Regions from separate parts of the Homo sapiens genome. Here region 2 is linked to region 1. Evidence: chromatin contacts called from ENCODE Hi-C or POLR2A ChIA-PET data. All regions are on one chromosome and are shown on one strand. The core of a region is the stretch at or near the end of the contact, and the rest is flanking DNA. Distances in the headings are between cores, read along the strand shown. Region 1 holds the start of DYNC1LI2 (dynein cytoplasmic 1 light intermediate chain 2). Region 2 holds the start of PLEKHG4 (pleckstrin homology and RhoGEF domain containing G4).

The links. A loop is a pair of places that touch in the nucleus more often than their neighbours do. ChIA-PET counts read pairs that join two places held with the same protein, here RNA polymerase II (POLR2A). Pooled maps may share reads with other maps.
Region 2: a pooled map shows a loop between it and region 1 (2.3-fold over the local background). The contact joins the promoter of PLEKHG4 here to the promoter of DYNC1LI2 in region 1. A Hi-C loop is called at or near these places in 1 of 50 pooled maps. POLR2A ChIA-PET finds 5 or more read pairs at or near these places in 2 of 52 experiments (WTC11 and naive thymus-derived CD4-positive, alpha-beta T cell).

What each region holds. Positions count from the first base shown.
Region 1 is chr16:66,747,275-66,753,507 of GRCh38, reverse strand. It overlaps DYNC1LI2 (dynein cytoplasmic 1 light intermediate chain 2), which reads left to right and starts at 1,899. Exons shown (of 13, transcript NM_006141.3): 1 at 1,899-2,023; 2 at 2,162-2,235; 3 at 4,195-4,311. The coding sequence starts at 1,917. DYNC1LI2-DT (DYNC1LI2 divergent transcript) reads right to left here and starts at 1,756. Exons shown (of 2, transcript NR_133569.1): 1 at 608-1,756; 2 at 1-512. RefSeq lists an enhancer at 1,543-2,258 and a silencer at 1,472-2,271.
Region 2 is chr16:67,275,835-67,281,870 of GRCh38, reverse strand. PLEKHG4 (pleckstrin homology and RhoGEF domain containing G4) reads right to left here and starts at 2,339. Exons shown (of 22, transcript NM_001129729.3): 1 at 2,245-2,339; 2 at 1,328-1,995; 3 at 1,065-1,160; 4 at 866-989; 5 at 687-780; 6 at 227-304; 7 at 34-147. The coding sequence starts at 1,826. It overlaps LOC124903701 (a long non-coding RNA gene), which reads left to right and starts at 2,460. Exons shown (of 3, transcript XR_007065092.1): 1 at 2,460-2,722; 2 at 4,080-4,277. RefSeq lists silencers at 2,306-2,487, 2,207-2,636, 2,687-2,846.

The DNA.
Region 1 (6,233 bases), core at 650-3,149:
AGACGGGGTTTGGCCATGTTGGACAGGCTGGTCTGGAACTCCTGACCTCAAGTGATCCGCCAGCCTCGGCCTCCCAAAGTGCCGGGATTACAGGTGTGAGCCACCGTACCTGGCCTTCCTATGCTTTTTTGTTAAACTCTTCCACAGGACTTTAATAGTTCCTGCTAAATTTCAACTTGTTAGATTTAGTCTCTGCTCAGTTTGTCATGCAGTAGATAAGGCAACCCTTCCTGCTTCAGGTCATCCACAACTTCCATGACTGCTGCTGTATTCTTATCCAAGTCACTGATGGCACCCTGAATTGGCTGGCCAGGGCAGGAGGTTTGGGCAGGCCCCTAGCAGCCTCATCTGCTGGTCCCTCCTCTTCATCAGCCACCTCTGGGCTAGTCTTTAATAAGCCTCAGTGCTATCATCCAGCATTGATTTCACTTTCGCATCTAAGATGTGAATTGTCAAATGCCCTGTTGAAATCTGCATTTGCTGTATCTGCAGCATCCGCCTACCTGGTACTCCTGCAAAAAAGAAAGATACTGTGTAAATCTGGTATTCTCTTTTCCTTTAGTGTTTAATCACAAAATTTCACTTAGTGCTGATTAAGCTCACTGGCCTGTAATTTTCATCTCCATCTTCTGTCCTGTGAAAATTCAGCACTGCTTGCCCTTTTAGGACTTCTGGCACTTTGCCTGATTTTCCCAGATTTCCAAGGGAGGAACTCAGTGGGTTTTCACTCTCGTCTTGTTTAAACCTTACATCCAGTTTGGCAGATGATATGCCCATTTGTTTTATCCCGTAATTCATGCCGCCAGATTTTTTGGCATCAGGATCACAATCCTACTCATCTGAAACCTACTTAGGTGGTGCTTTTCTGCCACATTCCACTTCCTTGTGATATTTAGAAATGTCTTGTTAGCCTGTTTCCATAGAGAATGGCAAGAGCCCTCAAGTAGAGGCCACACCTAAAATTAAGCTTGATAATGGAATGTATGTTTTTCCTTCGGTTACTCTCCGCTCTTTCCCTTTTCCATCCCCTTTCCTTTTATTTTTCTCCCCGCTCTGCACCTGCCAGCTGGCCCCCAAGGAAATTAAGGGCTCCTCTTCTGGTGTGAAATGCTGGCTCCCTGAAAACATCATTTTAAAAAGCATGTTAATAAAGCAAAGCCAAGTGTATTATGCACTGCGGTCAAGAGCACTACTTCACAGTCTTTAGTCTTCGGAGGAGGAGGGGGAAATGCAGGATATTTATGAGGATTCTGGGGTCTTCCTTAAGGCTAGTCTTTCAATGCAGGGCTTGAGTAGGGTTAGGCCAAGTTCATGATATAATGGTCCAAGGTTGGGGAATAAATTAGAAGTACCGAATGTTATCTTCTAGCCTTGGGTCCTTGGGTGGGTTTCTTAAATTTTTTGAGCTTCAGGTTCCTCATCTGTGAAAGGGTTAGATAAGATTCAGTGAGATAATGTGTGACTCTGGCACATGGTGAGCTCTAGATAAATGGCGCTTTTGTGTCCATCAGTCTCATTCCCAAAGCCTAGGCTTTCGGGTCGGTCATCCGGCTGCCCGACCCGCGACGGCGCAGGGGAATCGGCGAGCGTGGCGGGGTGCTGCGCTGCGCCCCTCAGCCGGCAGAGGCCGCCAGCGCGCCCTCGGTCCGGACGGTGCCCGCCCCTGCCACCGCCTCCCCGCGCATGGCTGCCCCGGCGGCTGCCTGACCGCCGCCCGCCACCTCGGCGGCCTCGCAACCCGTGGGAGCCCGTGGCCATCGCAGACCTAGAGGACACGTTGGGCGGCGCAGTCGCCGCGGCAAGGTCGGCGGGCGGCGCGGCGCGAGGGACGGCGAGCGGGGGGCGGCCCGGCCCGGGTCCTCGCGGGTCCTCGGCGGGCCCGGGGGAGGGCCCTCTTTGTGGCTGCAGTTGGCAAGATGGCGCCGGTGGGGGTGGAGAAGAAGCTGCTGCTAGGTCCCAACGGGCCCGCGGTGGCGGCCGCCGGCGACCTGACCAGTGAGGAGGAGGAAGGCCAGAGCCTATGGTGAGGCCGCGGGCGGTCGGGCCGGGCCGTGGGGGGCGCGGCCTCTGGGCCGGACCGTCGGACACACTGAGGGGCCGACGCGAGCCGGGCCATCCCAGCCCGGCCCGGGGCTGACCACTCTTGCCATTGTCGCCACAGGTCCTCCATTCTGAGCGAAGTGTCCACCCGCGCCAGGTCCAAGCTGCCGTCCGGCAAGAACATCCTGGTCTTCGGTGAGCGCCGGCGGCGGGGCGTTGCCCCAGGTCGCTGGGGTGGGCGAGGCGGGCGCCCCTCCCTCAGGTCCCCGCCTTCCCCGTTCCAGCCGCCTGCCCGCAGCCTGGCGGGAAAGGGACCGTCGGCCCTGGCCGGTCAGCTGGAGAGTGGTCAAGCCTCCAGCGCCTGAGGGTGGGATGCTGCCCTCTTTGGAGAGCGTAGTGGTGCTTTGGGGTTGTCGGCATATTGTTTCAGTCACTTGGCCCTCTATGCCTTCATTGCCTCGACGGTTACCAAATTGAGGTCGTGGAGAGGGGAAGCTAGTAGATGAGATTAGGTGGAGAAGGTGGGAGAACGAGGTGACCTGGGCTCGGAGCTGTGGGGAAATGACCACGGGAGCCTTCTTTGAGCCTCATCAGTAGTGCATAGTCCGAGGTTTTAGGGACTTTGCAGAGGACAGAGAGTCAGCACTGGGGACGTTTCCTCCATTATGCTAGCCCTCACTGCTAGGTTACCTGAGTCAGGTCCCTTACTCCCTCTGGCCTCACTCTCCTCAAGTGAGGGAGTTTGGGTACATTCACACAGCAAGTCCATTTGTTGCTTGGGACCTGTGGGCTGGGCACAGGCTCAGCATAGGCGACTCTTAAACACTATAGAAGAATCTCAGTCTGGTGGAAGACAGATGTATTGGTGATTGCATTGCACCATGCCGATTATTGTGGAAGCATTACACTGCTTAGAGCTGGTGAAGGAGGATGATTCGGGGGTTGAGTATTTTGCAGAAAAGTGTCAGTATGCAGGGACACAGATGACAAGAGGGTGTGGGGTTTGGAAACTGCTAGAAGCGCCTTGTGGTTGGTGGCTGCTAAGGTAAGTTGGGGGCAGATTGTGGGAAGGCTGAAGAGTTAGTGCTGTTTCCTGAAGTTCTCTGATTTTTCAAATGGCTTTTATCTCACCTCCATCCCCCAATTCCCATGGGAATCACTGCCTTGGTAGTTTTCCTACTGTTAGAATGTGTGACCTTTCTCAGGAATTGACTGTGGTAGGTAATACCGGACCCTTAGAGATCTTCAAGAAGTGGGGGATCAAGATCACCAGATCTGAGTTTTAGAAAGAACGCTGCCTGCAGAGGGACAGTAGCTCAAAATGAGCAGGTACTGAAGTCAGGCTGACAGGTCCTCACCTTGGTCTGGATGCAGAGGGCCTGAATAAGGTAGAGGCATTGGAGATGGAGAGGAGGTCTTTGATCTGTGGACTGACTGCCTTTCAATTCTCATGTTCTGTAATTCCATATTATTAAATGGCAGAAGTGCCTAGTAATGTTTGGCGATGGTTCTCCTTGATGTTTAAGGATCCGGGGAAGGGGGGTGTTGTTTGGGTGGAGGGAGATGAAGAAGTGCTTAATAATTAACTGAGATTGTACTGAAGAGTTTTGCTAGGTCTATAATTATTTTCGTCAGTTTCTTAGCCTTCAGAATGTTTGTGAAGGAGATGTACTAAAATCAAAAGTGAATAACTTCCATTCTTCACCATTGTGAAGCAGGATCAGACTTTTTTTAGTTCACAGTACCTGGACTTTTAGGTTAATTGTATCATATTTTGAAGATTTCTTGTTTTTCTTGTGGTGAAACTTTTTCTTGTGAGAAACTAACCCTACCTTTTACTTTCACTTCTCCGAATGCATGTCTTATAAATTATAGATAGGGCCTGTGGACCTGCCTCATTATTTCCCTTTTGAAGTAAGGATAACTGCAGTAGAATGTCATTTTAGATCTTGGAATTTGCTGCCTTTACCACCCTCTCCTCCCCACCCTCCCAACCACTCTTCCAGCAAAGTCCTTTGTTTATGAAAGCAGGTGAGACTTCAACAGCAGACTTTGCATGAAATTCTTAGTTTCTCCGTGTCATGTGAGTGTCATGCCTCCCCATCCTTGCCCGGAATAAACAGTACACCTTTGTCTTGCAAACATCCTTTGTAGGTGAAGATGGTTCTGGTAAAACAACCCTCATGACTAAACTACAAGGAGCTGAGCATGGCAAAAAAGGAAGAGGCCTAGAATATCTCTACCTCAGTGTCCATGATGAGGACCGAGATGGTGAGTGAAGCATTGGTCCCATGGTAAGGGGGTGTATGCAGGACTCTGACTGCTTCCTTGGGTGCAGTTCCTGCAGCATGGCCAGGCATTCTCAGTTTTCTGTTTGGTTCTCAGAGAGTTAATCACAGAATAGATGAAGTACGTATCTTTTGCAGGACTTAACCCCCTTTATAGAGTATGTTAGCAAAATTGGGGAATGGGACACTTAGCTGTTGCTCTGGCTAGCCTGCCTTTAAAAAGAGATACTGAAGATAAATTTTTACTTAACCCATAAAGGTGGTAAGAAAGATTTTTTAAAGCTTTGGAGTTTTATATGAGAGAAATGCTTGGCTGTCCTGGGGACCATTGTTACTCTGCCTGGTTCTAGTAGAGAATCCGAAGTTGGTGTGGTTTAGAGTGTAACAATTTAACATATGTTAATAGGAGAGTTTCCTGAATCTCTTTGTGACAGTTTAGAAATGGTAGTTTCTGCCGGATTTGGTGACTCCTGTCATAATCGCAGCTACTCAGGAGGCTGAGGTGGGAGGATCACTTGAGGCCAGGAGTTGGGGACTGCAGTGAGCTGTGTTATACACTCAAGCCTGGGTGACAGAGCGAGACCGTCTCTGTTTTTTAAAAAAGAAAGAATGAAAGAAATGCCCATTTTCTGTGTTTCTTCTGGTAGAGGAGTAGATGCTCAGAGGTGGTAATATTCTTTAATTCCTCATCTTTAAAACGTGAGTAGTAATAGTTACTGCTTAGGATGATTGAAAGCACATGATAAACACTCTTATAAGGATTACATATAATTTTAAAATGTTTTCTTACAAGTGTAATTGTGATTTGGAGTAATGGTTTTGGGTTACAACTGCTCAGTAATGCCTCCTTTATAATCTTTTGGTTTTATGTTAGTTTTTTTTTTTTTTTTTTTTTTTTTTTTGAGACAGGGTTTTACTCTGTCACCCAGGCTGGGGTGCAGTGGCTCAATCTTGGCTCATTGCAACCTCTGCCTCCCAGCCTCGGGTCATCCTTCCACCTCATCCTCCTAAGCAGCTGGGACTATAGATGTGTGCCACCACACCTGGCTAATTTTTGTACAGATGGGGTTTCACTATGTTGCTCAGGTTGGTCTCGAACTCCTGAGCTCAAGCAGTCTGCTCGCCTCAGCCTCTCAAAGTGCTGGGATTACAGGCATGAACCACTGCACCCAGCCTATGTTAGATCTTTTCAATGATTCAAAAATAAATAACCATTGGTACCTAGGTTGGTTGGTTGGTTGGTTTTTTTGGTAGAAAAGTTATCTGTATAACCTAAAGATGAAGTGTATTCACTAAATTACTTTCTTTAGGGCAGGCGTGGTGGCTGACGTCTGTAATTCTAGCACTTTGGGTGGCTGAGGCGGGTGGATCACTTGGGATCAGGAGTTCAAGACCAGCCTGGTCAACTTGGTGAAACCCCATCTCTACTAACAATACAAAACATTAGCCAGGCGTGGTGGTGCATGCCTGTAGCCCCAGCTACTCTGGAGGCTGAGGCATGAAAATCACTTGAACCCAGGAGGTGGAGGTTGCAGTGAGCCGAGATTGCACCACTGCACTCCAGCCTAGGCGATAAAACGAGACTCCTTCTTAAAAAAAAAAAAAAAAAATTACTTTCTTTATATTTGCCTTTACTCATTTAAACAGTAAAGATTACGATGTATGGGCGATTATATAATGAGGGCTGATCCTACCACCTCTAGTCCCCCATTTCCTTATTGCTAAAATGACAAAGTTGAACCAAGGTCCTTTCCAGCACCGTAATTCTACCATCTCCAAGAGCTGTTTAGTAGAGGGCATGGGTGGCTGGGCGCGGTGGCTCACGCCTGTAATCCCAGCATTTTGGGAGTCTGAGGCAGGCAGATCACCTGAGGTCCATTTGAGACCAGCCTGGCCAACATGGTG
Region 2 (6,036 bases), core at 1,090-3,589, 530 kb before region 1:
TGACTGCCCCCATGCCCCACCCAGTGTACTGACCCTTCGGAAATCCAGCCAGGCCTGGTGGCAGTAAGGCAGGCCTCCTCCTAGCGAAGTGGGCAGCCCCGCCGTTGGGATGTGGGTCAGCAGGCTCTGAGAAGGCAACTGCTCCAGCTACAGGAGAAGAAGGTGTTGTGACCCAGGCCTGGGGGGAGGCACCCCACCTCTACCCCTAGCCAACTGGGCTTAGTACCTGCAGCCCGGAAGGCACTTCCTTCAGCAGCGTGCTTCCCACTAGCAGCACCTGGTACACGGCCCCTGGGGCTGCTTCCTGCAAGGAACCTGAGCTCAGCACTATCCCCAACTCTACAGAAAAGGGCATGGTGGCTCACGCCTGTAATTGCGGCACTCTGGGAGGCGAGGCGGGAGGATCACCTGAGTTCAGGAGTTCGAGATCAGCCTGGGCAACACATGGTGAAACCCCCTCTCTACTAAAAAATACAAAAATCAGCTGGGCATGGTGGCAGGTGCCTGTAATCTCAGCTAATTGGGAGGCTGAGGCAGGAGGATCACTTGAATCGGGGAGATAGAGTTTGCAGTGAGCCAAGATTGCGCCACTGCACTCCAGCCTGGGCGACAAAGGCAAGACTCCGTCTCAAAAAAAAAAAAAAAGAAAAGAAAAGGAATGAGGGGAGCTACAATCCTGTACTCACTTGTAGTTGGCTGAGCCCAGAGAAGAGGGAAGAACTTGGAGCACAAATTCGGGCATCAACTAGCACTGTCAGTCCCAGTGCCTGTACTTCGGGCCTAAAGGGGTGAGCTTCAGTTCAGTACCTGACTCCCAGTCCTCACAGCTGGCTCAGGCTCAGTCTCCCAACCCCCTCCCTCAAACCTGGGGATGCTTCGCAGGTACAGCAGGAGGCGGATGAGTTCCTGGCTGCTGCACTCAGACTGAAGCCAGGCTGGGCTGTGGGCACACAGAAGCAGCACTGCCCGGCCTTGGACATCCCGAGTCCCTGTGGGGAGGAAGCAGTGAACTCCTGCCGTATTGGGCCACTCCACCTCCACCGCCTCTAGGCCCGCCTGGCTACCTGGCAAGGTGGCCATACCACTGGCCAGCAGCTCCCAACAGAGGTCTTGGGCCAGGAGGCAGTCAGCAGGCTTAGGGAGGCCGGATCCACTGGGGGCTTGGGAAGGGAAATGACTTGGGTCTGCCTTGGACCACCTATCCAGAGACCCCTACTTGGACCCGGGCTTCAGCCTGAGTAGGGTCAGAGACCTCCAAAGTCTTGACACTCATCTCTCCAGGCATCCCCATTCCCTTCCCAGACTTCCCTAGCCCAGCCTTCCTTACCTGCCTCCAGCAGCTTTGATATTTCTGATAAAGGGTCTCCAAGGCCCACAGGGTCGCTGTCCAATGCCCCAGGGCTCAAGCCAGATGGCATCGCCCTGCTTGGACCTGGGTCCCCTACCAACCCTACCCCTGGGGTGTCACTCTCACCCTGTGCCAAGCTGAGGTGGGAGGACATGGGGCATAGGAGACTCTCCACTCCAGAGGGGCCTGGCCCTTCTGACAGGACTGAGGAGCTTTCTACTGTGCCCCTCTGGGCATCCCCCGACTCATCTGCAGCTGGGGGTAACTGGAATTTCCTGGACAAGGGGCTGCCCTGTAGCTCCTCATCCTGGGTGGCCCCGGCTGGTGGTCTTGGAGGACCTGGGTCCTTAACGTGCATCTGGGAAGCAGGTTCCTCCTCTTCCCAGGCATCCCTGAAACTGCACACAGCAAATCTCCAGTCGGTGGCATGGCCCTGAGAGTCTGGGGACTCATCCCCATTCTCCAGGGGCCTTTCCATCACGCCCTCCTAAAGGTGGGCCTGCTCGGGGCCAGCGGGAGAGGGCTGGGTCTCAGTGTGAACCGCGCTGAAGACAGTCGAGTGGGACTCAGTGGGCAATGCAGGCGAAGGGCATGGGCCGCAGGAGGTGCCAGTCTTAGTGCCAGGGCACAGGAACTGCAATTCAGGCCTGGGAAGAGGGAATAACGTTAAGGGTGTCCCTCTGTCCAGGTCCCCCGTCGGACGCCCGTGGGCCTCTGCTCCGTGCGCGCCCACCCTCAGCGTCCTCACGGCCACGCTCTGCAGGCCCATGCCCGTGGGGGCGGCCCCGCCATGGCACCACGATGCCTCGGGTTCGCTCTCCTGCCGGCCCCCCCAGGCCCTGGCCTTGTTGCAGGGCCTACCGCGCGCCCCCCCGTCGCCCGCTGGCGACACTCACGCCCCCGGGCCGAGCCGCGGGGAACCGTGAAGTCGGACAGCCTTCGAACAGACGGCGGCCTCGACGGCCACTACAGCGCGGCCGCGCGGCGTCACGGGACACCGCCTCCTGGCCGCTGGGAAGGGAGGGCAGTGCCGCCGGGGCGCCGCGCAGCGCCGCGCCGCCCCCTGGAGGCCGGAGGACGGAGCCACAGCCCGAGCAGGTCTCGACGGGGCACAGCCCTGCCGGCGCGGAAGACAAGGTGCGGGCCCTGCAGCAACCCCCGCCCGCCGCCGTCCTCTCCGTGGGCCCGGACAGCCCGCCAGCCCCGCCCCGCCGCACCCCCGGGCCCCGCAGACCGCGCGCCTCACCCGCGGCGTCGCAGTGCGTGGGTTGGGGCAGCGACCAACGGTCGGCAGCTCCACCGTGCCCACTCCCCGGGCCTGGCGAGGACGCCGGAAGCGCTCTCCCGCCAGGAAGGCCGCGTGGGTGAGCGAGGGTGAGTGCGCGGGGGGCACCGCGGGACGGGGCGGGGCGGGGTCTCCCAGGGGCTTCCGCGGCTGAATGAGCCGACGGGAGGGGAAGGCCTTCTGTGTAGGGAAGCGGGGTGCTGCCTCGCCGCGGGCACCCAGAGACAGGTCGCATGATCCCACGTGGGATGGGGCTGCCATCCGGGTGGGAGTGAGACCAATGGGTGGAGCTGACCCAGGCCTGCCAGAGTCCACCAGATCCTCTACCCCTTTGCCATCCCTGGCACCCCCTTACCCCCTTCTCCACAAAGTCCGGTGCAGGAGGCTGGTGCTGAGGTGGGGTTCTGGAGCCAGAGCCCCCAGCCCAGGCCTGGCTTCTCCACTTACCTGCTGGGGGCGCTCCAGGAACTCTGCTCTTTGAGCCTCACCCTCCTCACCTGTAAAAATGGAAAGTCATTTTTCTCCTGGGGTTGCCGTGAGGACTGGGGAAGACTCCCTGTGTTATACGTTCACCCGCTGCCAGCACTCGGGCTGTGTTGGTGCCCTGCCCCCTCATTTCACCCGCAGTCAGGGAATCCTGAACTGATGAAAGCTACCCAAGTGGGTAGCTGTGCGATTTGAGGTCCCTTTAGGGCATGTGGGCCTGGCCCGACACTCCCCAGAATTTGTGGGAAGATTGTGGGAAGGTCAGCTCTGCGACCAGGAGAAGACCCTGAGCCCCACAGTGTGCCCAGGCCCATGGTCCCTGGGGAGAGGGGGCACCGGGTGCAACGGCTTCCCTGGCTCTAAGGCAGGCACCTCTTTCATGAACCTGGGGATTACAACAGGCACAGTGGGACCAACAGCAATCTCCCCACCCAGCCCAGCCCAGCCCCCAGAGTCCAGACTTTCAGGCAGCTACCGAGGAGCCTTCTTCATGAGCAGGTCTGGCTGCCAGAGGGGAGCCTTGGAGTTGTCCTGCTCCATCCCTAACTCCCAGCCAGACCTCTCTTCCCACCCTCCTGGCTTCAGGAAGCATCATCCAACCTTGGCTTCCTCCCCAGTTCTGTCCCAGGGCCACCCCCACTGAGTCACTGCCTTCTGCTCCCTCCCTCCCCTTCTGCTGCCCACCAGCACCCACCAGCCAAGTCCCCCAGGAGCCCTAAGAGCCGGGGGGGACCTGCTGGCGGGCACACATACCCCTGTGAATGCCAGAGGCAAAGAAGAGCCTCAAGCCACAGGCTATAGCTGACCTGGCACCCTGGGCACAGCAGGCAGATTCAGGGGAGGTACAGCCATACTGAGATAGAGGCAGGGCTGGGCCCTGGTTTCTCCACTCCACAGAGAATGTGCATTGTAGGCTTCATGGAAACAGAGACTGTATGTTATCCACTTCCGTACTTTCAGCATCCAGCACAGGGCCTGGCACAGAATAAATGCTTTGGGGCGCCTGACACTGATCACACTACCCCTGCCCTCCTGAGGCTCCACATCTATGTATCCCATGGAAACCAGAGTCACAAATGGAGACAGATTCAGAGACTCAGCCTGAAAGGAGACAGAAGAGGCCGAGAGCTACAGGTTGCATGGCCCAGGATGGCAAAGGTACAGATAGAAATGAGGACACACTGAGGCCTAGTGGGGAATATTGGGGAGCTGGGCCTGGAGCCAGCCAGGGGTGGCTGACCACAGCAGGCTTTGTGGGCTGAGCTTGCAGGACTGAGCAGTGACTCATGGGGCCCATCTCTGTGGCTCTCCTGGCAGCAGAATCAACTCACAGCAGCCTTTTCCACTGAGATCATAAAATGGGAATGGGCCTCCCTCCCCTGGCCCTTCCCCAACTCTCCCTCAGCCTCCCATTTCTTGCCAACATGACTCAATCAAAAATAAAATGGGCCGGGCACTGTGGCTTATGCCACAAAATCCCAGCACTTTGGGTGGCCAAGTCAGGCAGATCACCTGAGGTCGGGAGTTCCAGACTAGCTTGGCCAACATGGCAAAACCCCATCTCTACTAAAAATACAAAAACTAGCCAGATGTGGTGGCACATGCCTGTAATCCCAGCTACTTGAGAGGCTGAGGCAAGAGAATCACATGAACCTGGAAAGCAGGGGTTCCAGTGAGGCAAGATCACACCACTGCACTCCAGCCTGGGTGACAAAGCGAGACTCTGTCTCAAAAATAAATAAATAAATAAAAAGGAGGGGAGGGCTCTGGGCCTCACTGGGTCTAGTGACAACAGACCCACAGTCATTCACCTTGCACACCCCTCTTCAGTACTACCCCAAATACTGAGGGCAACAAATACCCCAGAACTTCCAGACCTCTCTTGCCTTTGGCCTAAATAAACTCCAAACTCCTTGGTATGACAGTCAAGGCCACTTAGAGGCATCACAGCCTTCCCATCTACCTCCCAGACTGGCCTGGAAAACAAATCTGATTACTAGTCTAGTCTCACACTGGCTCCTCTTCCTGAAGGCCCATGCCCATCTCCCCTAATCAAAATCCTTCCTCATTTGAGGCCTGGGTGCAGCATCTCCTTCACGAAGACTACCCCAGCCAAGTTCTCTCAGCTCAGGCCACCCTGCCCAGTCACATGGCAAGGACCCATGGATGAGCGCTTGACGCACTTGCTCTCCTGCATCCAAGTCACCTGCCTGCCTCCCTGTCAAACCCACCATGTTCATCTGCCCCCACCACTGCAACCTCCATCTCCTGGGCTCAAGTGATTCTCCTGCCTCAGCCTCCAGAGTAGCTGGGATTACAGGCATGCACCACCATGCCCAGCTAGTTTTTGTATTTTCAGTAGAGATGGAGTTTCAGCATGTTGGCCAGGCTGATCTCAAACTCCTGACCTCAAGGGATCCACCCGCCTTGGCCTACCAAAGTGCTGGGATTACAACCATGAGCCACCGCACCCGGCCCGACAAATAATGACATTTATGATCCCTTACCTTGAGCCAGGCCCTGGGTAGATTCTTCCCATTAAATTTTGTCATTTAATCCTGACAGCAGCCTTATGAAGTGAGTATGATTATCTCATTTGAGAGATGAGGACACTGAGGCTCAGAGAGAGCATGTAACACACCCAGAATGACACTTGTGAGTGACAGCTGGGGCTGTTGACTCTAAACTGTTGACTACGGCCGGGCGCAGTGGCTCATGCCTGTAATCCCAGCACTTTGGGAGGCCGAGGCGGGTGGATCACCTGAGGTCAGAAGTTCGAGACCAGCCTGGCCAACATAGCAAAACCCTGTCTCTACTAAAAATACAAAAAATTAGCCGGGCATGGTGGTGGGCACCTGTAATTCCAACTACTTGGGAGGCTGAAGCAGGAGAATTGCTTGAACCTGGGAGGCAGAGG